2 separate regions of the Homo sapiens genome follow, and region 2 is linked to region 1. The links are chromatin loops, found by intact Hi-C in ENCODE. Cell type or tissue: A673. All regions are shown on one strand. Links, peaks and the distances in the headings refer to the core of each region. The heading gives the core; the rest is flanking DNA. Region 1 overlaps NUDT11 (nudix hydrolase 11). Region 2 has its middle 33 kb from the start of MAGED1.

Region 1 (12,663 bases), core at 3,197-11,196:
TTTCAAGACAGTTTGCACGTTTTTCAGATGCTTTCAAAATCGCTTCTTGGTTACACTGTAAAATGTTTCGGGGAAGCCTATGCGGCTTGGGGTTTTAGGTGCCTTAACTGTTCACCCTGCTTTTGGGAGGTGTGTGTGGGGGGCGAGGGGTGGGTGGGGATTGTGTGTGGAGTGTGTGTCTGCCTGTGCGCCCTGTGATGTTTTTGGTTCTTTTATATTTCACACATATTCGTGGGTGAGCGTGCGTGCGCATTTTTGATACCAGCCTTGTGGTTTGTTTGGTAGTGGAGGCCTTTAAAGTCTGACCAGCTTGGTTGTGTGGCATCTTTTAGTATTCTTTTTCCCCTTTAGTTTTCTCCTTCACAGCGTTCGCCCTTGTTGTCAGGGAGGCCTTCTGTGGTGGGAGTTGGTTTAAAAGATCAGTTTTGAATTTTTTTAAAAATTGGGAAATCCTACATGTTGTGCTCTTTCTGCACTCTACAGTCACTTTAGCTTCTGAAATGGGATCTCATTTGCCCCTTTCAGAAATTTCTTTTTCTGTTTCTATATGTAGATCATTTGGTTTTCAAAAAATTTTCACAAGTGGTAATTTTTCACTGCTGACTTCAAATGGCTATTTCCCATGTAGATTAACCTTATTGAATAGATGCTGCGGAGGATCTGCTAGCCAAACACATCTTATCAGAAAAACCGTATTCACAGAATTTGATTTCCCATACTCAACTTCCAACTCCCATTGCCCCTTACTGGATACCATAGAAGAACCATGGTTCTCTGGATTTAAGTTCGTTTTTGAAAGTGGTCTCCCTCCCATATTTGAATGTAGTGACATTCCGCTTAAACCTCCCTGACTCCCAGTAACCACAGGAATGGAATCTTTTATGGTGATTACATCCCAACTGAGTTAGCTCTAGTGATGTTCAGCTGGTACAGAATTGTCAAACTATTAGGATTCCTGAACAATCTCTCTTAACGATAGAGAATAATTGTTTTGTCTCACAGGACACCCTATTCTAGGTGCAGGTGACCAGCATCTACATCAAGAACTTAACGTTGCCTGTAATCCAAAAACCTCCTACTCATTATTTTGCTCTCCTGTCTTTTAATACCATAGAAAAGTTCCTTTTGAAACCGTCTCTGCTGTTTTTTTTTTTTGCTGCCCCCTTGTGTGCTTTTTGTATTTTACCCTTCAAAACACTGAAATATTTTTCTCTATTTGGAGTACATTGTAATTTCACAAATAATATTTTTTATGCTGCTAAACAGTGAGTGCCGTTGCACTTTCTAAAGAAATATGGTGCCACTGTTTTGAAAAGAAATATTACAACAACACATTTAAGTATAGGTAAACAAAGTACAAATCTGTTTCTCAAAATATTTTCTGCACTAATGCTATCAAAGGAAAGAGTAAACTAGAAATTGTGGCTTTTTAAAACTTACAACAGTTTTATTATCTGAATTACATGGTCTGATCAAATACGGAGTATTTTTCTATTTTTCTCTTAACAAAGTGATACATGTTGAATATATATATTTGAACCACATATTTTAAAAAATATTTTGTAACTTTTAATTCCAGGGGTACAAGTGCAGATTTGTTCCGCAGGTAAACTTATGTCATGGTTATTTGTTGTACAGATTATTTCATCATCATGAAGCACATATTTTAAATTCCAAACAATTTGACTTAATTATTCAGTCTAAAATGGATCTTAAGATTTTCCTCAATAACCTAATTATTACAGAAGGTTCTTGTTTCTACATTAATATTGACCTAGGAGGTATACTAGATTGTATTTTATGGATATTTTTGTAGATGAAATGTGTTCCACATGAAACACTGTCACGATTACTTTGGAGACTTAACTCGTACTTTCTATCATTAGAAGTAATTATGCATCATCTTATTTGGTTCTTAAGTTATGTATCTGACAAAGTAAAAATTAATGTACAGCATTCATAGTAACCCTCTCTTAAGAATTGTTAGCTTATAAATATGTCGTGGTTTTTCCTTTTCTTTTTTTTTTTCCAGAAACACTTAGAATATGTAGTGTTACTTTTCAAGGCGTACTGTTAAATTAAGTAGTTTTTGTAAAATATTCTCTGGAACTTAGTCTCATCAGAATAGTTAAGAGCGCCAAGGAGATTCTTTTTTTCTCTTCAAAACTAAGTCAAGAGTTTCAAGTTAAAAGCATTAGTACAGAAAATGTTTTGAAAAACTGAGATTTGTACTTTGTTTACCTATACTTAAATGTGTTATAAGATTTGTTTTCGGAACAGTGGCACCACATTTCTTTAGAACAGAGGTAGTATATAGAAAATTTCTGCCACTTCAGTGCTCCAAAATTTGATGTATAGTTGAGATTTTTTTCCTTCTAAGAGTAGTAGAGTTCACTTGTACATTATTTCTTTTGTGATAGCAGAAAAATGTACACCTAAATTTTACAGCCCTGTCTTGATAAAGAAAGGAAAAAGAGTACACAGACAATTGAGGTTTGCAGACATGAATCAGATTTATTTTCTGCATGTTTTATAAATAGCTTACATTTTCAGCTGGTCAAGTGTTTTATTCTTGTGAATATATAAAGAGGAAACATTAATATAGATGCATATACTGGAAACAATTGGTGCTGTGTCTATAATATATACAGTTTTTCTCAAGAAGTATGTGTGTGTTTAGATACAAAATCTGTTGACTACACTTTAAAGAAACAAACTAAAGGGAAGAAACTCGAAAATAATTTTGTTGCTTTATTTGCATAGATTCATTTGCAACAATTGATGTAAAGGTTTTAAATTCTTTCTGTGATTTCATTTCAGAAGGTTAGTATAAGAATGCCAATTTGTTTACAGTTAGAAAATGTGTATTTGCCTGGCAGAGCTTTCACCTCTAGAATTCCCTTGTGGGGGAGCCACCAGGTACTCTCTGAAAGACTTTAAACAATATTTTCCTGGTAGTGGTCTCTTGATAAGATAGCTATTAATACTAATGGTATTTAGCAGATTTTAAATATGTTTGGGCAAACAGCACTATAAGAAGTGGAAGTTACTATGCTGACTGTGCTAAAACATAACACTTTTATAAGAATAAGAGAGCATGGGCTGGGCATGGTGGCTCACACCTGTAATCCCAGTACTTTGGGAGGTCGAGGTGGGCAGATCACTTGAGGTCAGGAGTTGGAGACCAGCCTGGCCAATATGGCGAAACCCCAACTCTACTTCTAATTATTAATGAAGTAAAACTACAAAAATCAGCCAGGCATGGTGGCACGTGCCTGTAATACCTTCTATTTGGGAGGTTGAAGCAGGACAATCTCGTGAAACCAGGAGGCAGAGGTTGCAGTGAGCCAAGATCACTCCAGCCTGGGCGACAGAGTGAGACTACGTCTCAAAAAAAAAAAAAAAGAGTGAGCGCATGATGTGATAGAAACTACATTGGGGGTTTGAAGTCAGACAGATCTAGTTCCAGTTCTTCCTCACTGAAACTTAAGCCAAGTTATCTAACTATCTGACGCTCAGTTTAAAAAAAAAATCTGTTGTTGGAGATAGTAAAAATAGACACTTTACAAACATCTCCAATGAGAAGCCTTTCCTGACCACCTGGGTTAAGAAACCCTCTTCTGTGTCATGGTTCGCAGAGTTTATTGTACTTAATCTGTTTTCTTGGCCATGTGGTCACTGGACTGAAAACTCTTTCGTGGGTGGGAATCAGCCTGAATTATTTCCATGAGTCTAGAGTCTGTAACATGGAATTTAGGATATTTTATGTCTTAAATGGTCACTCCTCTTTTACAAAACTTCTGATATCGCTGCTTTCCTGACTTTTTTACATCATGGTATACATTGGCTTATAACCCCTCAGTTGCTGATCCAGACTCATTGATTGCATCTGCATTAGATAATTCTGTGGAAGTGAAGTGCTTGATGCAAAGTGATTGATGTACATAATAAGCTCTTGGTACATTTGTCAGTTGGAGGAATTATTAACATAAGCCTGCTAATTGTGTGTTGGTTTGTTTTTCCAGATGAACAGCAAAGATGTTCAGTATTGTGCTGAAAGAAACATTGATGTGAACCCAGTGATCAGTGGAATTGTCAAGTACAGGTGAGCACTTCTGTGTTCCCAAGAAGACAGCTCATCTGGTTTCTTCCTGCATCTTGGGACACTCCTTCCCTGTCTATACCACTGACTCTTGCTCTGGTTGTTGTACTCTTATACGTGAATAGACTCTTAATTCAGCACCTATAGCCTTTTGTTGTGCTTTTTTGATGTGTCTGCCTTCATTAGACTATGATGTCTTTGAGAGCAAAGACTATTTTTCCTTACTCTTTGCATATTCTGCATCTGAGACACTACTTGAAATATGGTTGGCATCACTGAAGGTTCTTTGATTCAATTAATATTTTGTAATCACCGTGTGGCAAAACATTCCCCTTCCAATCTGGTGCTAGTAGAGTATATGCTATCTAGGCACCATGTGTGTGGCTTTTGTGTATCAGGTGTTTCAGAAATATTTCAAGACAGTTGTAAGATGTTTGAGGACAAGAATTATTACTCCTATTTCTATGTCATACCACACAGTAGCTGCACAGTTTTAAGATTATGCCATCACCTAGGGTAATGTTTTGTAGAATCAGTCCTTCGTGTAACAACTCTAGTGTTTTTGTACTGTTGATGATTTGCTTAAATTTTATTCAAAAACTATCACTTGCTATAAAGGTAATTGTAAAAATAAATACAGTGGACGCAAAATAATGTTGTGAGTTTTTATAAAAATAAATTTTAAAATGATATATAAGACATTTTTTTGCAATGCCTGCCCTAACCACTTCTTACATGTCATCTTAACATCTCTTTGAGGAAACACTGTTTCCTCATTTTACAGATTTAACATACTGTATTATTTGATGCCAGAGCCAACAGGCTATATCATAGGCAGTTTCCAAACTTAATTATGCCATTTAGTTTGTCTAGATTTCTTTTGCCTCTCTCACTGATCCATTTGGCTGTAGTTTTCATCCCTTTTCCAGTACACACAGCTAGCTCCTCATCCTACCTGGTTTCTGCATATGAGAATGCAGAGGGCTGAGAGAGGGCAAAATTGTTGTCATTTAGAAAAGGCATTTAGGAAAGAGGCTGCTATTAGAGGGGAACACAAAGTGAAGGTTTTTTTAAAAAAGAGGACTTGCATCAGCTGCCTCCAGAACAATTTTAAGAAAATAACAAAGATGTTTAGAAGAAATCTTACGGAGTTTGCCATGGGATGTGTGATATCAGCAGTCTTCAGCTCCTTACAAATTACCAAAAGTGGTTCTAATATGCTAGTTTGTTTGATTTTTTCTTTTATATTATAAAGCAATTGCATCGATAAAAGCTTGGACTCCATTTTAGTGTGACACTCTTCCTCATGATACCAGTGAAATGTATTGATTGTGTCCCCAGTTGTTACATAATTTGAAATAAAAATATAACTTCTTGATTTATTGTTTTTTAAGATGTGATATGGTACTGTGGTTATGTTGTTTTAAAAAATGATTATCTTTTAGAGAAGTATACTGAAAAATGTACAGGTGAAATGATATGTTACTGGTATTCGCTTCAAAATCATCTGAGTGTGGGGTAATTGAGTACATAGATGAAACAAGATTGGCCATAAATTGGTAATTGCTGAAGCTGTGTGATGGATGTTTGAGAGTTCATTATACTATTCTCTATACTTTTGTATATGTTTGAAATTTTCCATAATAAAAATTGAAAAAAGTATTCTTCAGAGTTTACTTGTAGGCCCCCTCTCTCCTAGACTTAAGTGCAGAAGGCTGATCAGAAGACAGATCCACAGCCCAGAAAGATTGATTCCTCCTCTCCGAAAACCTAGCTTTTGTTCTTGAGCTAAACTTGTTTGCAGACTGCTCTTCCGTTAGTGTGAATTTTTCCTTGCAAAGCCCCCAGTTCTACATGCCAAAGGACTTTATCCCCTTCAGTATGTCACACATTACCGGAAAACTTTAAACCCTAGTGGTGGACATAAGTTTAGGTTCCAGTTGGGACACTCATTCTACTATTTACCTTTTTAAAAAAGGGCACTGAATTTGTTTTTTCTGACTACAAAATTAATTCATCTCAATTTCAGAAAATTTTTAAAATTCCAAAATAATAAATAAAAAATGAATAAGATCTAGTATTTGATAGCACAACAGGGTGACTATGGTCAATAATTTCATTGTACGTTAAAAAATGACTAAAAGTATAATTGGATTGCATGTAACACAGGATAAATGCTTGTGGTGATGGATGCACCTTTTATCCTGATGTGATTATTACACATTGTATGCCTTTATCAATATCCCATATACCCCATACATATATATACCTACTATGTACTCAAAAAAATTAAAAATAAAAATTTAAATAATTACATGTAAAAAAATCACACGATTCCTCTACACAGATAACCAAGTTTAAATATATATAATTTCCAGTCTTTCTATTTACAAATATATATAATTCAAACAAGGATAGCACAGGTGTGCCTCATCCAGAATATTTCCAAATAATCCATGATCTTTTTATTGTTAAGTATATGCCATACAGGCATCTCGCTATTCCTTAGAATTTTTTAGGCTAATGCGCAGGGCCATAATGGAATTTGTACTGCTTCTGCCTTGCATAAGTATAAAAAGCATAGCAGAAAACTTGGGTCTGAAATTTAGACCAAGCTCTAGTCACCAAGACTTAGTGCAGGGTGGAATAGGCCTGTTTTGTGTTTGCTTTTGTTTCCTAATTCCCACACAGACTTTTTACTTACCAAGCACTGAGGCTGGGGACAAGCCATCAATTCAGAGGGGGTGCTCTTGTAATAAATCATACAATTGCAGTGTATTGGCTAAAAGTAGGCCTTTTATTAGTTTACCTGTTTTCCAGAAAGTTGTCTTTGTCTTCTCTGGCTTCTCAGCAAGCCACCATATCACTGCCTCTCTGCAGGCTCTGACCCTCATGAAGTTGCTGCTCCTCTGGGCACAGTGGTATCCAAGTGGTAAATAACTCTGGACTCAAAAGGGAATCCTGCTCTCCCTCTTCTACCTTCTTACCCCATAATGTGCCCACACCCTTCCCTAATTTCTTACAGCACCATCAGAGACTAGGCCGTGACTTTTAATGAGATTTTACTGAAGATTACCAGATAATGTGAGGGAAATGTAATACAAAAAATACAATTTACAACTACTGCACAGTGTATACTTGAAGGGTCAGACACTTTGTAGGTTTTGTTGCTAGACTAGTCCTCTGACCCACGCTGACTCCAAATGGCCTAGAGAAATCCCTCCATCCTCCAACCCCTACCACTACCAAAAACTGAGAGTCTGCAATTTCAAATTATGGACACTGATATTCCCATACCTGAGGAGAGGGGAAAGTTGTTCCCTCAACTCAGTCTCCAAATAGCACTTGAGATGTCTCAAATTTCTATTCCCAGAATTAAGGCTATAAACCTGAAATCAGTGAAATGAATCAAAAGACTGGAATGTGGTGGGTTGGGAATGGAAATTCAGTTTTATCTTACTCAAAAGCTCATGTTCTTTAGATGAAGATGATGACAACAGCTTATAATGAATTCAGTGGTCCTCCTTTATACCGGATGGTAAACATGGAGAACCAAAAAGCCCATCCACGGTCCAAGAAGATCCATTAACACTGTGACCTGTGTAAGTCTTCACAGCAATGTGAAGAAGCAGGCCAAGACCTCTGGGAGTTTAGACTTTGGGGCTAGTGCTGAGGGGATAGAGGGCTCAGGGCAGAGTTGGTAACAATTATTTTTCTTTTATCTACTCACTCAAACTTAGACCTCATTTCTTGGGTGTTAAAAGAAGACTATGTAGGTAGACTGCAAAGTCATTCTTAGCAGATGGTTCCAGTGGTGGCATGATGCACCCTAGTGGACATTTAAGGAGTTAGCTCAGTCCTAATGTATTTTTAAAGAAAAATTTATTACACTATTTTCACATAAATTATTTGAGCTCAAAGTCACATGGGGGCAGGGGAGGTTCTGTTAGCTCCATTTCAGATGAGAAAATTGAGTCTCAGCAAGGTTAGGTAAAATGATACAGGTCACGCTTCCAATACAGAACAAAGTTGGGATTAGATAACCAGGTATGCAGAATGCTGTTGCCATTCTGCCATTAAAAATGGCTGCTCTTGGGCGAACGCGGTCACTCACGCCTGTAATCCCAGCACTTTGGGAGGCCGAGGAGGACGGATCACGAGGTCACGAGATCGAGACCATCCTGGCTAACACGGTGAAACCCCGTCTCTACTAAAAATAGAAAAAATTAGCCGGGCGTGGTGGCAGGCGCCTGTAGTCCCAGCTACTCTGGAGGCTGAGGCAGGAGAATGGCGTGAACCCGGGAGGCGGAGCTTGCAGTGAGCCAAGGCACTCCAGCCTGGGCGACAGATGAAGACTCTGTCTCAAAAAAAAAAAAAAAAAATGCTGCTCTTGCCACAAAAACAGAAAAGAAAGCGCAACTCTGTGAGATGATGTATATGTTGATTTGCTTCATTATAGTAGCTGTTTCACTATCTATATGTATCCCATAACATGTATACCTTAAATATACACAAAATCTATTTTTAAAAGTTTACTATTACATTTGATTTAGAGCAAGGAAACCTTTCCCAGAAACACTTGCTGTCCAAGACTATTTACATTGACCTTTTTCTAATTCTGAATTAAATCTTAGTACTTAATATATGAAGAAGGGGCCTTCATCATGTTTCAATCAGTAAAATTTTGAGTTATTTAAGCTGTATTTTTCCATCTAGGTTTAACCTGGTAGATAAATAGTCAAGTATTTGCACTGATCTAGTGCCTCCATCCTTACAACTGTGCTTTAGCTGTGATAAAGCTATTCAGAACTTTAGGCCAAGAATTCTGCTACCTCAGGGTATGTGGGTTGAGCAAATCAGAAATAGCTCCTGTCTTTATGGAACTCTCAGTGTATTGAGGAGACATTATACATTCCAACAAAATGTACTAAGTATTTTTTATGATAGTGGGGATTCAGTCGGCTCTGCTAGCTCATAGTACAGGGAACTAATCTATATGAGGCTAGGAAGAAGAGAAAAAGTTTCTTGGAGGAAATGCCATGTAATTTGACATCTAAAGGATAAATAGGATTTAGCCAGTAAAAGTAGTGAAAGGGTATTCCACAGAGAAGGAAGAATAAATGTGAGGTTCTGGAAGACAGATAAAATATGGTGCTTCGGGGAACAAGAACTTGTTCATTATGTCTAGAATGTAGTGTAAGGGTATAAAAGAAAAGAAAGGATCTTCTGGAGATGAAACTGATGGGGTAAGAAAAATCTAGATTATAGAGAGTCTGATGTGACTTGTTCAGGGATTTGAGGAAAGGAGACATGACCTCAATCCGAAGAGTAGAAAATTGTTTGCTAAAGGGCTAAGAAGAGGCTGTGGTAATAGTCCGGGTGAGAAATGATGGTGACCTGAACTAGGGTATTGACTATGTTGAAAGAAGTAGATACATTCAAGAAATATGTGAGCCAGGCACAGTGGCTCATGCCTGTAATCCCAACAATTTGGGAGGCTGAGGCAGGAGGATTGCTTAAGCCCAGGAGTTTGAGGCTGCAGTGAGCTATGATTGTGTCACTGCACTCTAGTTTTGGTGACCAAGCAAGGCTTTGTCTCAAAAAAAAAAGATGTAAATATGTGGCATTTAAAGGAGTATAAGTTGATTAATTGGATGTTGGAGTTGAGAGAGAGGTGTGGATATCATGGATATATTTTTAGAATATTTGGCTGGAGCAACTGAGTTGATGGTGTGCCATTCCCTTAGATGGAACCTAATAGAGGAAAAATATAAAAGCACCTACTTTCTGCTCCAAAAGTGAAGCGGTACTTTTAAGTCAGGAATCCTGTACTTCTTCCCCCTATGCAGGCCTGAGAAGAATGTGAGGTTAATTTTATAAATGTGAATTTCTGGTACCCAAGGGGCATTAACTTGGAGATGTTCAAAAGGCCGGAGATACCCTGATGTGCAGCCTAGGAAAGAAGAATGAGCCGGAGATGTAGATTTTGGAGTCATCAGTGCATGGGCAGTAGGTGAAGAGGATATAAATGAGATCATCCAGTAGAGAGTGTAGAGAGAGGACAGTGAAGATCTCTTTGAGTAGTATCAACATTTAAGGACTTCCAGATGGTTATGTAACTGAGTATTTCATATTTCTAAGAAAAAGAGAATGAGTTATTATTTTTTATTTTGGTTACTCCTTTTCTGTTTTTTCCTTTTCTCCCTGTTCCCCACTTCCTGCTTAGCCCTTTAGAAATTCAATTATAACCTTTTACCTCCACTTCACTAGACACTTCCTACAAGGCAATTTCATCTAACTATGTGCTTAGAAGCTCCAGTGTGGAACTCTCTCCCACAAGGAGACTGCCAAAAGGACAACAGTCAATTTACAGCCCAAAGTATGCCTGCTACAAAACTCTCCCGCCTGGAGAGCTTCAACCACCTTTACAACCTAGTTCTGTCCATGAAGAAGCCAACTCGACTGCCTGGTAGATGAAGCAACAAAGTGAGCACGCAGACACCCACCTGTTTGCTTCCTCCCCTGCATGCCATTTATTCTAGGCCCCCTTTTAAAAGCATGCACTTTCTGCTCCAAAAGTGAAGCGGTGCTTTTAAGGAAGGAAGTCTGTACTTCTTCCCCTAAGCTAGGTTTTGAATAAAAGGTCACTTTCTTTATACCAGACCTCGCTCTTGTTAATTGGACTATGCAAGTGGCAAGCAACTGAACCTGCATTTTGGTTACAGTTTTGGTGGCCCATATGGGGAAGTTCTGTGTGCCCTAGGCGATCCAAGCCTGTCAGCCTGGTTTCATCACTGGGTCAGGCGTGGGGTCGCCTGTGAGTGCCAGCTGCTCTTGGCTAGCAGACCCGTGACAGGACCATTAGGGAACTTCACAGCAGCTGCCAGAAAGGCTTTTGTTCTTGGTGAACCTCCCTTTCACCTCCCAGCATGATGTCTGCTGCTTTCAATCCTTCACGGGTACAAAGAAAGTGACCTCTGAAGAAGCCAGCAAACTCTGGAATTGAGTGAGTGAGTTAGAGTGCACCTGACCACCTTCTGCCTCTCTTGGGGTGCTGCGGGGCCCTGCTTTATTTAGACTTGGCTGATAGTGACACCATTTCATCATTTTATACATTTACATTTGTTTGTATGTGCAACACCAAAGGACCATTTGCTGGGCTTGGACTCAGCTGCCTGTGGAGCCATTTGGAACTGGGGCGGGGGATTCAGGACCTCACCCAATCCCTTGATTGGTGATTCATTCGGAAGCATGCTGTTTGTTTCCATGTGTAAATGTATGACTTTGTGTATGGGCCCTGATCACTTTACTCTCTACCTCCAGTTTCACCCTTCTGACTATCTGGGAGAGCCTCCCACTTGGGGTACTGAGGCTCTCTTTAATGGAAGATAAATGAGAATGGTGGGGGTAGTGACCCTGCACTGTGTGATGGCTGGAAGGCTCCCAAGTTTCCTTTCAGTCACTTTACCTCCTTTCTTTCTCATTCCCCACTCGTAAAACCTTCTTCCCCTCCTTTCTTTCTCATGCCCCACTTGTAAAACCTGGCTTCTGTGTGGAGGCCTGCCAGGCTATATCTTTCTCTTCTTTTCTGCCTGCTTTAAATCTGCTGTTACTAAGCTGCTGGTACTGAGATAGGACTCATTATTTGTGGACTAACTAGAACGTAAACATTGGAAACTCACTTGAAACTGAAGGGGAAAAGGGTAAAATGTTTCTTTTTAAAAAAAAGCCACCACAGGGAGTGCTTTACCAAAATTTAAGTTCACAGCTTTTACTGGATTATGTATTGGGGCAAACAAAATTTAGCCATGTAAACAAGTTCCAATCTCATGAAAGAATAGCTTAGCAGTGTGAATTTCACCATAAAGTGGTGAGTTTGTATATTTTTTTTGACAGAGACTAATTTTAGTTCAGTGGTAACTTCTAAATCTGAGTTATTGACAAAATGCCCATATGTTTAAGGTTCTTACTTAAACACCTAATGTTTACAGGCTTTAAAATGGTTAACAGGGAAATAACTTTAAATAATGACCACCTTTGTGTAATATCTCAATTTTCAGAAGTAATCTAAATAAACTGTTAGAAATGGGAAAATTGGGTACATATAAATGACATAAATGCTTGTAAGTAGACTTATGTATACTTTAAAATCTTAGAATTGTTTTGGATGCTTATTGGATGTCTGGGTCATTTCCAATTAAAAAGGGGTTGCTGTGTGGGAAACATGTTCCAAAAATTGTGGAATGTTCTCATCTATAAACTGCTAATATCGATACACAGTTCAGGACTTCTTGCTTCCTAGGTTTATATAAAATGTACCAAAGAACATGGGCTCTTATTGTGTCCAGAATTGTTTCCTTCCGGTGGGTTCTTGGTCTCGCTAACTTCAAGAATGAAGCTGTGGACCCTCGCGGTGAGTGTTACAGTTCTTAAAGATGGTGTGTCCGGAGTTTGTTCCTTCCAATGCCCAGACTTCAGGGTTGATTCCCTCCTCAAGCAGGGGACAACAAATGGGTAACTTGTTCCCCATATTCATGTAGATAATAGCTCCAGCTTTGGCT
Region 2 (12,663 bases), core at 2,431-10,430, 370 kb before region 1:
TTCATCTACATGCTTACAGAAAACATATCATGCATCAAGTGGCCCACTTTTGGCCCAGAGTCTTGTGGTTTTTCACCATTGCTTATGGTGGTTTAGGTAAATCTGCTTAATTCTGGGGTCCAATATTAGGAAGTCCACATTAAAGCCATATTCTCTGAAGTGTTATCAGTAATAAAGATGATGTTTTGAGTTCCATTTATCGGATTCCTACATCTTTCAATTTCAATTGGTTCTGAACCTAGTCAGGAAAGATGAATGTTATTTATTGATCCCTCACAGCTCCACACAATGGATCAATGAAATCATATAAATTCTCTTTACTGGTGTTATCCATGTTTTACCACTAACAGGTTTCTAGGTGGAGTTTGTTTTTGATTAGCATTACCAGCAAACACTGATACAAATTAACATCAAGTCTAAACAAGGATATTGCATTGCCACTACCCCAGATTCCTCCTTTCCCTGAACTAGGAATTCAAATTCTGAATGGGTAGAGTTACCATGGTACAGTAGGTGAAAATTAATCAGGAGTAGAAAAACACCCTTTGATGAAAAAATTTAGAATTTAGTCTTATAGAATGCTCTTGTTAAAAACAGGTTATGTAGAATTACATCTAACAGTCATTTTAGCTCTTTCTTTTTTCTTTTTGCTAGCTAGCTTTGTGTTAGCTTTTGAGACCTTGCATATAAACTTAAATACTGTGCTTGTCTGCTCTCAGTGAAAGAACAATATTTCAGAGTGCAATTTGTGTCCAAGGTGACTAGGCCTAAATATTGGAATGTTCACAGTTTTATCCGGGGACAATCAGTGTTCTAAAGAAATGGCAACTTTTCGCTGGAAATAAGGCAGTGTGAAGATCAGAACTCACATGTGACCTCGTTTCCATAGTAACACCATTCATATCTGCACATAGTTGATATTCTAGCAGTACTGACTCAAATACATTCCAATCTACATCAAGGCCCACAAAGTGATCATTCATAAAAACAAACATTAAAAAGTTTCAGCAGTCAGAGAGAAATAAAACAAAGCTATTAGACAAGATATGTAAAAACTGACTAAAAAGTAATAAGAACACCTGAGGAAAATGCAGCATATACACACAAAAACTTTCTAGAGCTCAAAGCTTTAAAAACAAATTCTATATTAGTCTGTTCTCACACTGCTATAAGGAAATTCCTGAGACTGCATAATTTATAAAGAAAAGAGGTTTAATTAGTTTATGGTTCCACAGGCTGTATAGGAAGCTTGGCTGGGGAGGCCTCAGGAAACTCACAATCATGGCAGAAGGTGAAAGTGAAGCAGGCACATCTTACATGGCCAGAGCAGGAGGAAGAGAGAGAAGGGTGGAGGTGCTACACACTTTTAAACAACCAGATCTCGTGAGAACTCACTATCATGAGAACAGCAAGGGGGAAATCTGCCCTCTTGATCCAATTACCTCCCACCAGGCCTCTCTCCCAAATTAGGGATCACAATTCAACATGAGATTTAGGTGGGGACACAAATCCAAACTGTATCAAATTCCAATTAAACAATAAAATGAAAAATGATGTCAATGATGAGCCCTGAATTACTTGACTAGAAAATTAAGTGCAAGATTTATATCAAGGCACTGAGCAAAAAAACCCAAAAAGCAATAGATACAATGAGATACAAGACAAGGTATCTAGAGGATAGTGTCAATGAACCTAAAATGTGAATATGGGAGATGGATGGGGAGTTAAAGGAGAAAAGAAATAGAAGGAAGAAAGGCAATATTTAACTAAATGATAGAAGAAAATTTCCCTGAGCTAAAGAAAGGGCTACCTGAATTCCAGACAAGATTGAGTACCTGTTCATCCATCCATTCATCAATTTATGCATTCATACATTAATTTAATCAACTCATCTAATGAGGACTTATTACATAGCCAGCATTATTCTAGGCACTTGGGATATATCAGTGAACAAAACAGACAAAAATCCCTGTCTTTGTGGAGCTTACATTCTAAGATATACTCAGGATACCCTGATTAAATTCTTGAATTCAAGGAAACAAGAAAAAAAATTACAATCTTAAAGAGAAAGAGAAACAAAATTTAGAAATCTTCAATGATAAAAACTCTCAACAAATTAGGTATAAGAGGAATGTACCCAAAGGCAGTAAAGGCCGTATATCACAAGCCCATGGCTAACAACATACTCAATGTTGAAAAGTTGTAAGCTTTTCCTCTAAGATCATGAACAAGACAAGGATGCCCACTCTCACCATTTCTATTCATCATAGTACTGGAGGCCCTAACCAGAGCAATTAGTCAAGAAAAGGAAATAAAATGCATCCAAATTGGAAAGGAAGAAGTGAAATTATATCTGTTTGCAGATGACATAATCGTATATACAGAAAAACCTAAGGACTCCATAAAACAAACTATTAGAACTAATAAATGAATTAAGTTACATAATATACTATCAGCATAGAAAAATCAATAATATTTCTATGTACTAACAATAAATAATCCAAAAGGGAAATTAAGAAAATAATCCCATTTATAATAACATCAAAACCAATAAAATACTTAGGAATAAATTTAACCAAGGAGGTAAAAGATCTGTACACTGAAAACTACAAAACAATAATGGAAGAAATTGAAAAAGACACAAATAAATTGAAAAGTATTCTGTGTTCATGGATTGGAAGAATCAATATTGTCAAAATGTCCGTACTAACTAAAGCAATCTGCAGATTCAATAAAACCCCTATTAATAACTAAAAGCAATCTTGAATAAGAAGAACAAAGTCAGAGGCATCATACTTCCTGATTTCACATTACGTTACAAAGCTATAGTAATCAAAACAACATGGTACTGGCATAAAAACAGACACATAGACAAATAAATAAAATAGCCCAGAAACAAATCCATGCATATACAGTCAACTAATCTTTGACAAAGGCATCAAGAATACATAATGTGGAAAGGATAGTTTCTTCAACAAATGGTGTTGGAAAAACTGAATGTCCATTGCAGAAAAAAATGAAATTGGATCATTATCTTACACACACACACACACACACACACACTCTCTCTCTCTCTCTCTCACACCCCTCAACTCAAATTGGAAATTGGATTAGAGATTTAAATGCAAGTCCTAAAACATACAACTTCTAGAAGAAAACATCGGAAAAGGTCCTTCACATTGAACATGACAATGATTTTTTTGTTATTACACCAAAAAGGCAGGTAACAAAAGCAAACATAAACAAGTGGGACTACATCAAACTACAAAGTTTCTACACAGCAAGGGAAACAATCAACAAAATGAAAAGGCAACCCACAGATTAGGAGAAAATATACACAAACCATATATCTGATAAGGGGTTAATATACAAAATATATAAGGAACTCACATAGTTAACTCAGTAGTTAAAAAAAAACACACACAAATAACCCAATTTAAAAATGGGCAAAGGACCTGAATAGACATTTTTTCCAAGGAAGACATACAAATGCCCAACAGGTATATTGAAAGTGTTAAACATTTCTAATCTTCAAGGAAATGCAAATTAAAACCACAATGAGATAACATCTCACACTTGTTATGATAGTTATTATCAAAAAGTCAAATGATAACAAGTGTTGGCAAAAAGTGGCAAAAAGTGAACCTTTATACATTGTTGGTGAGAGTATAAAGTGGTACAGTCACTAGCAGAAACAGTATGGAGGTTCCCCCCCAAAATTAAGAATTGAACATATGATCCAGCAATTCCACTTCTGGGTGTATATCCAAAGGAGATAAAATCACTATCTTAAAGAAGCATCTGAACTCCCCTGTTCATTGCTGCATTTTTAGCAATAGTTACAATATGAAAACAATCTAAGTGTCTGCAACAGATGCATTAAGAAATTGTGTGTATACACACACACACATACATACACACACACAATGGAATATTGTTCACCCTTGATAAAGGAAATCCTGCCATTTGCAACAACACAGATGAACCTGGAGGACACTATGCTAAGTGATATAAGCCAAACACGGAAAGACAAATACTGCATCATCTCACTTATATGCTGAATCTTTAAAAAGTTGAACTCATAGAAACAGAGAGTGGATGGGTGGTTACCCAAGGTCAGCCAGTGTGTGGGGGAAGTGGAGAGATGGTCAAAGGATACAAACTTGTGGTTGTAAGATGAGTAAGTTCTGGAGATCTAATGTACAGCATGGTGAATATAGTTAGTAATAATGTATTACATACTTGAAATTCATTAAGAGAGTAGATCTTAAGTATTCCCACAAAAAAGGTAACTGTGAGTTGATGGATATGTTAATTAGCTTGACTGTAGAAATCATTTCCCAATGTATATTTATATCAAAATATCACTTTGAATATGTATACACCTTGAATACGTATAATTTTTGTCAACTATAACTCTGAGAGCTGAAAAGAGAGAAAATGTCACCTGCAATAGAAAAATTAAATTAGACAGATAGGACTTTCATCAGTAACAGTAAATTTCATGACCTCATTCACTAATTATCCCAGAAATGGCTTTACAGTTCTCAGAGAAGCTAAAATCAGTTTTTGACGCAGAACCTCTGTTTTCCTGGGAGACTATCTAACAGGGGCAACAGTACCCTTTTCTCGTACAACTAGGTTTGTGTTCGCTTTTCCATTTTTTCAAAACTAAACAATATGTTGTTTAAAAACATATATACAAGTGATAAAAATATACGAAAACCAAAGAAATTGTTAATACAAAAATCAGGGTAGTATTATCTCTAGGTGGAGGCGGACAGGAAGGTGTGATTGGATAGGGCACTAAAGTACTGATAATGTTCTATTTCTTGTCCTGGTCGGTGGGTCTGGAGGCATTATTTCATTTTTATTATTTTAAATGTAAATAGTAATTCATTCAACAAATAAATGTCTATCATGTATCAGGCACTATTTTAGGCACTGGAAAAACAGAAATAAATAAAATAGATAAAAATGTGTCCTTATGGAGCTCACAAAGTATCCAAGAAATAATAAAACTTTCCAGAGTCCAAGTACAAAAACATACAAACTGAAAGAGTCTACCTACCAGGTATCTAGGACAACAGATATACAAATATCCACACATCATCATGAAAGTTTAGAATATTAGGGATAAAGTGGAAATCCCAAAAGCTTTCAGGATTGAAAACAGCCCAGACTGGATCAAGAGAGAAGGCTCTACAAAGGGGATTTCTAGAAAATAAATATTCTGAATACTCTGACGTTTTTTAGCAGTTACACAAAAATAGACATATGATAGAGCTAACAGAAAAAATAAGGATATTTTGGGAGGCCAAGGCGAGCAGATCACTTGAGGTCAGGAGTTCGAAACCAGCCTGGCCAACATGGTGAACCCCCATCTCTACTAAAAATACAAAAAAATTAGCCAGATATGGTGGGCGCCTGTAATCCCAGCTGCCTGGAGGCTGAGGCAGGAAAATTGCTTGAACCCAGGAGGCAGAGGTTGCAGTGAGCCAAGATCGCACTATTGCACTATAGCCTGGGTGACAGGGCAAGACTCTGCCTCAAATATAAATATATAAAAATACACAGATAAAAGGGAATTATAACTCTAGAAATGATACAAATGTGTTCAAAACAGAAACATAGACACAATTCACTACCTGTCTCTTTAGTGAACAATGTTTGCACAATCACAATAGTATAAACATCATTAACCAGAAAGTATGCTATAGCTATACTAAAAGAATAGAGAAGGTAATTGAGGGAGAAAAAGTGAATTAAATCTTCATCTACCATAATGGGAAGTCAACAGCTAATATCTGAAATAGGTAACTCATGAAATAATGGTATTTAGATAAAAACCAAAAGAAGTAGATTTCAAAGTTGGCTAATTTGCATTCTAGCCTTCAAGTGTTCAAGTCTGGTGGTGAAAAAAAGTGAAGCTAATACTGCTATTTTTTGTTATTTCTTTTTTAAGCCATACATAGGTCTTGCTATAATATACAGTATATTTACTATAATAAAAAAATTCAAAATAAAATGTCTTTTAATTATAAAGGGAGCGAAGGGATATGATGAGAGTTGAGATGTACTAAAATTAATGAGGCCAATAGAATAGATCAAAAGATGGTGGAGCATATAAATGTGGAAACTGAAGCCCCGCCCCACTGTTTGCTTTTTATTCTTTTGCAACATGGGGGTGGGGTCCAAATTGCTCTTGAATTGTAGAAATAATCGAAGAGGAGCTTTACATTTGAGAAATGACCATGAGAAGACCTGGCAGCTCCATTCTCCCAGGTAGGGTGGGAATGGAATTATGAGTCAGAGACCTGGAAGACTGAAGACAAGAGAGGGAAGATTTATGCTGGGACACACTCAGCTTGCCACAAGAGGGCAGAACAAGAATGCTGTATCTCCTCTGGTCCCCCTCCTACCTTTCTTCTGCTGATTCTCAGCTTTGTCTTCCCTCAAAATGCCTAGGTTTCTGAGATTCTGCCTTGGGTCTTTTTTTTTTCTCACTCCACACCACCCTCTCCCGGGGCAATCTCATTGATACTTCAATTAAAACCACCACTTCTGTATTTGATGACTACCAAATTTCTATCTGATTTCTATCTGTAACCCTACTTGCTTCACAGCAGCAGAATGAATTCCGGACTACCTACTGAATAATTCCTCTTGGACACTGCAAAGGTCATTCTTTCCCCACAAACCTGCTCCTTATTCTGAGTTCTCCATGAATGGTTTTTGCAACTTGTTAACCATCCAAGGCAGAAAGACAACTGGGCATCATCCTTGATTCCTTCTTCTCCGTCAGTCCCCCTATATCTAGTCAGTGACCAAGTTCCAAATTTATTGCATATATGGTATTCTCATTTCATTCCCACTGCCTTAACCCAGATTTCAGTATCTACTTTATAAATAGCCTCCTAACTGGTCTCCCTGCACCCAGTTCTCTTTTCCAATCTATCCATCACACTCCTTTTTTTCTTTTCTTTTTGAGACGGAGTCTCACTCTGTCACTCAGGCTGGAGTGCAGTGGCGTGATCTCAGCTCACTGCAACCTCCCCCTCCCAGGTTCAAGCGATTCTCCTGCCTCAGCCTCCCAAGTAGCTGGGACTACAGATGTGCACCACCATGCCTGGCTAATTTTGTATTTGTAGTAGAGACAGGGTTTCACAGTGTTGGCCAGGATGGTCTGGAACTCCTGACCTCAAATGATCTGCCCGCCTCGGCCTTCCAAAGTGCTGGGATTACAGATGTGAGCCAATGCACCCGGCTATCCATCACACTCCTACCCACAGGATCTTTCTTTCTTTCTTTCTTTTTTGAGACAGAATCTCACTCTGTTGCCCAGGTTGGAGTGCAGTTGCATGATCTCAGCTCACTGCAACCTCTGCCTCCCAGGCAGTTCTTTGTTCATGGCTCCTTTCTCCAAATTCAAAGCCAGCAGCATAGCATCTTCTTCCCTCTCTGACCTCTCCTTTAGTCCTCACATTCTCTCTCTATAAGTCTGGTCCTCCTGCCTCTCTCTTATAAGGATCCTTGTGATTACATTGGGCCCACCCTAATAATCCAGTATTATCCCTGCATCTCAAAATCCTTAATTTGATCACATCTGCCGAAGTCCCTTTTACCATTTCAGGTAATATATATTCACAGGTTCTAGAGATTAAAATGCAGACAGTTTTGGGGGGCCATTTATTCAGCCTACCAACTTCAGGTTTTGCAAATTGTGGGCCGCATGATTCTGCAGAATACCATTCACATTATGACCATCAAAGATATCTGTGTTTATTATGACAATTTTCTAGCAAGTGGTAAGAAAGTCTTTTGAGGAAGAGGTATTATTTTACAATTCACACAAAGGTACCATATAAGCCAGCAGAAGCCCCATAATCTAAAGTGATTAATACTATCACAACACAAGTGTAACACATTCATTCCCCAACTGGGGTTGGAGAGGTCTATTATAGAGTGTTAAGATCCTTGCAGAACCAACAATAATATATTTCAATAACATATTTATTAGGTATGTACTACATGCCAGGCGCCATACTAGACACTTTATACCCTTTATCTAGAATCCTTACAACTTGGTACAGTATTATATCCTGACCTAAAAAAAAAATGAGCAAGGTGAGACTCAAAGAGATTTATTAATATAACTAAAGTCACACAGCTAGAAGGTGGTTAAGCTGGCAAATAAACCCAGTTATACCTGAAGGTAGATCCTGAATACTTTCTGGTGTAGCACACTGCCTCCTTGAAGTGAGAAGGTAGAAAATCAATTTATTAATATTTCTTATACCTTGAGTTTCTGAAAGTCACGCTTATTTTTGACTCAGTGCTAGAGTACTGCATATTCCTGAAGCAATTTCAAATTCAAGTTCCTCTGAATACTGGGTGATACACAAGCAACCTATAGCTAAATCCATCTGGGGAGAAAATCATGCCACATACCCTAGCTTCTCCACTTCCTTATAGGCTGAATTCTACTTTATTTTGGCTTGTTTGGTTATAATTCCTAGAATGACCTGACTCTGTTCCTGAAGCTCTCACCACATCTGTCCTCTCCATTCCTACTCAATCTTTTTAAGAACTGGGTAACTCTACCTTGTTCCTGATGGTGAAGCTATCCTGGCCAATCCCAGAGCCTGTGCTTTCCATCCCACTCCACGTTGTCTACACCACAGAAAGTGGTTAGGGTGAGCATTTGAGAACAGAATTTTGTTATTAATGAAATCTTTCAAGATTGGAAGTAATCCCTATTCAAAGGGATAATATAAATATGATAAAGTCTTTATAGTCCTTACTAAATTTGATAGAACCCAATGTAGAGTCTCTAATTCCAAAACTGACTGAAGGCTCCCAATACTCACTGAAGAGTGAATCCTGATTTCTGAAGGAATTTCTTAATAATGAATAAAGACTAACACATCCTTGAAGATTTACATATTGCCACTATAAACCCAGAACAATTAAACTCTCTAGGACTCAAACCCTGGCTCTTCCAGTGACTAGTATGTGATCTTGGGGAAGTTTTTCCACCTCATTTCTTTGGTTTCTTCATGTGTGTGTAAAACAACGAGGATTTCTACATTGTATGATTATTGTAAAAAAATGATTAAACAATGTAAAGTTCTTGTAGTGCTTGGCACACTGGCAGGCGTGTAATTATGTGGTAACTATTTTAACTTTTACAAAGAATCTTTTTTTCATTTTTACCAAGACGTGATTTTCTCATAAAGACTTTCCCACACACATTACATTAATAAGATTCCTGCCACTCTGTATTTTCTGATGCTGAGTAAGATTAAACTTCAGATTGAAGGCCTTTCCACACTCACTGCATTTAAGCGAACTCGCTATAGACTTGCCAATATCAAATAAGGCTGATATCCTGCTGAAAGCATACCCATAATTTTTTACGTACATAGAAGGTGATGCCTTTATGAATCCTCTGATAATGAATAAGACTTAGCCTCTAATTGAAGGCTTATTCATTACAGGTACAGAGTGTCTGTCCACTATGAATCTGCAGATGATGAACAAGGATTGATTTCTGTTTGGAGGTTTTTGTATATTCATTGTAAAAGATTATCTTTGATGACAAATAAAATTTGAGCTCTAGATTAAAAACATTTCCATATTCATTACACTGAAAGGATCTCTTTCCATCTCCGCTATAAATTTTCTAATGTTTTTGAAGGTCTGTTATCTCCAGATACCCTTTCCCACATTCATCATTGCATAAGGTTACTTTCCACTATGAATTCTCTCATGTTTAGTAAAGTCTGAGCTGGATCTGAAAGCCTTTCCACATGCATTATGAGCATAGGGTTGTTCTCCACTATGAATTCTCTCATGTTAAAAAAAACAGTCTGAGTTTGTCTTGAGGCCTTTCCCACAGTCAGTACACTCATAGGGATTCTGTCCAGTATAAACTTTTGCATGATTCAAAAAGCTTCATCACCCACTGCAATTTGTCCAGCATTGGGAAAGTTTTTCTACCCTATGAAATTTCTGGTGTTGAAAGAGAATCATGTCCTGCCTTTCCACATTCTTATGGCCATAACAAATCAATGAATTCTCAGGTGTGAGTCCTCAGATGGTAAGTAAGACTGGCATCATGATTAAAAATTTCTTTATATTCACTACATTCACAGCATTCATAGGGTTTCTCTTTATCATGAGTACTCTGAGGTACCTCCCTTGAACACTGACAAAGGGCTTTTTGACATTAATCACATACATAAGACTTTTCCCCATGAGAACCTCCCCAGTGTCTCACAAATTCTAAAACCTTTGCAAGAGTTATGGTCATGTGAATCATATCTCTGTGCTTTTTTTCCTAGAAGATTCCCATATATAATATGCATCTAGCTTGCCTTTCCTCAGTTAATTCACTCACAGCCTTTCTCTTCAGTAGTATAAGTGGCAGTACTGTGCCTGTAACAAATTTCCCTGCGTAAGGAATACATTCAACTCTTCCCTGCCAAGCTTTCCTGCAGCCATTCCTTTACCTATATGTCATCACATGCCAAGTCTTCTCCAAAGAAGAGACTCAGACCAATAGTCCTTGGATTCTGGATCCATAACATTCTTTGGAATTTCACTTTTTCTGAAATTTCCCTCTTTAGAGTAGAACTCACTCTAAATCATAATCTTATCACCTAAAATGATAGACTCACATACATAAATGGGCAAAGAACATGAGTAACAGTTCACAAAAAAGGAAATGCAAACAGATTAATAAATACATGAAATATTCCATTTTGTTAGTCATCAATTAATGTAAAGTGAAACAACCATGAGAGTTTATTTTTCCTTTCTCATTCCCACCAGCAGCTTATATGAATGCCTAACTGACTATTCTCCTTCCTGGTATGAATGTAAATTAGTACAATTTTCTGGAAAACAATTTTGCAGTATGTAATTAAAAACCAGAGAATAGTCATACCTTTTGACCCAATAATCACTCTTCAAGCAATCTATTCCAAACAAATAGTCAGATATCCAAACATCCATGTACAAAACTACTTATGGAAGCATTTATATTAGTGAAAAAATGAAAACACCTGAAAGGTCCAAGAATATGAAATTGATTAAGTAAATTGTGGTATATTTTAATGATGGGATATTATGTAGTCATCAGAACTATTGTCAAAGAATTGTTATCGACAAGTGGGAATTCTTAAAAGATAACTTTTAGAGAAGAAAGCAGGTGTTATGGGCTGAACTGTGTCCCCTCAAAATTCATACGGTGAAGTCCCAACCCCTAGTACCTCAGAACGTGACTACACTGGAGACAAGATCTTTAAAAAGGTAGTTAAATTAAAAATGACATCATTAGTGTCTAGTTAGGTAGTTAAATTAAAATGACATCATTAGAGTTCTAATCCAACATGCCTGGTGTCCTTATAAGAAGAGGAGATAAGCCCGGTGCGGGGGCTCATGCCTGTAATCCTAGCACTTTGGGAGGCCGAGGCGGGCAGATCATTTGAGGTCAGGAGTTTGAGACCAGCCTGGCCAACATGGTGAAAACCCGTCTCTACTAAAAACACAAAAATTAGCCGGGCATGGTGGTGGGCACCTGCAATCCCAGCTACTCAGGAGACTGAGGCAGGAGAATTGCAAAAATAAAATAAAAAGAAGAGGAGATAAAGACAGAGATATACAGAGAAGGAAAACCATGTGAGGACACAGGAAGGAGAAGACGGCCATCTACATGCCAAGGAGAGAGGCCTGAGAAGAAACCAACCCTGCCAGCACCTTGATCTCAGACGTCTAGCCTCCAGAATTGGGAAAAAATAAATTTCTATTGTTTAAGCCACCCAGACTGTGGTACACAGTCCTAGCAAATGATACAAAACTGTATATACTGAAAAGAAATATATCAATTACTGAATAGTATTTATCTCTAGTTAATAAAACTGTGGGTCACTTTTATTTCCTTCCTAATAAAGTTTTGTTGTTCTCTAAAATCTTCAAAATGAGCATGTCTCTACTTTTATAATGTAAAATACGTAAAAAAGGAAGATATCCATAACTAAACAGCTTAAAAAATAATACACAGAAAAACATAACTTTTACTTAATGAAAAGAAGCTGACAAAATAAGACAGAGAATCAGCTGAGAAATTAAGGCCTGCTGAGACCCAGTGATATGTCTCACTTTGGGGTGGCCTCCCAAATCAGGGAGAGAGGGACATGAAGAAACAAAGTGATATGAGGATGACTGGTTTATCTGGAGGACAATGCAGAGGCAATGAAAAGAGATTAAATTGAGTAGGGAAATGGGAAGATTATCTGAACAAAGGAGGTGTTGACTGTGTAGAACTAGGAGAGGAAAGCAAGGATTGGGAAGAACGTAGACGGTAAGAGATCTTCAGGAGACTGAAGAAGATGATGCAACAGAGGAGAGAGGAGTAACTGGGCATACACACAAATGAAAAATGAACTCTCCTGCCTGGTCTTAGGGCACCCACCAGATGAAAAGTTTGAGGGGGACAACAATAATAATAACTACCACAACCATTTAGTAAGCATGCACCAAACACAAACACTTCACTGAAATACATCATTGGTATTTCACACGGAAACCTTGAAAGTTTGCTATTATTATTCCAAGTTTGTGGATGAAGAAACTGATGGTCAAGAGAGGGAAGCTGAC

What was found. Hi-C counts contacts between places; a loop is a spot of excess contacts. Peaks named below come from ENCODE experiments on the same cell type or tissue, not always from the same donor. Only the 100,000 strongest peaks of a DNase experiment are listed, where the experiment ranks them.
Region 2: a loop joins it to region 1, with 13 times the contacts of the local background. A loop is called at or near these places in 9 of 110 quality-filtered maps.

The regions. Positions count from the first base shown.
Region 1 is chrX:51,483,112-51,495,774 of GRCh38, reverse strand. It overlaps NUDT11 (nudix hydrolase 11), which reads left to right. Exons shown (of 2, transcript NM_018159.4): 2 at 4,026-5,764. The coding sequence ends at 4,026. Among named protein-coding and RNA genes, the nearest start is that of NUDT11, 7.1 kb to the left of the region's middle. In A673, for the core only: a CTCF peak has its summit at 7,940; a DNase peak (open chromatin) is centred at 7,914; H3K27ac peaks cover 598 bases.
Region 2 is chrX:51,854,590-51,867,252 of GRCh38, reverse strand. It overlaps a transcript of MAGED1 not described here and the pseudogene LOC100631242. Among named protein-coding and RNA genes, the nearest start is that of MAGED1, 33 kb to the left of the region's middle. In A673, for the core only: a CTCF peak has its summit at 6,368 (motif pointing right); a DNase peak (open chromatin) is centred at 6,382.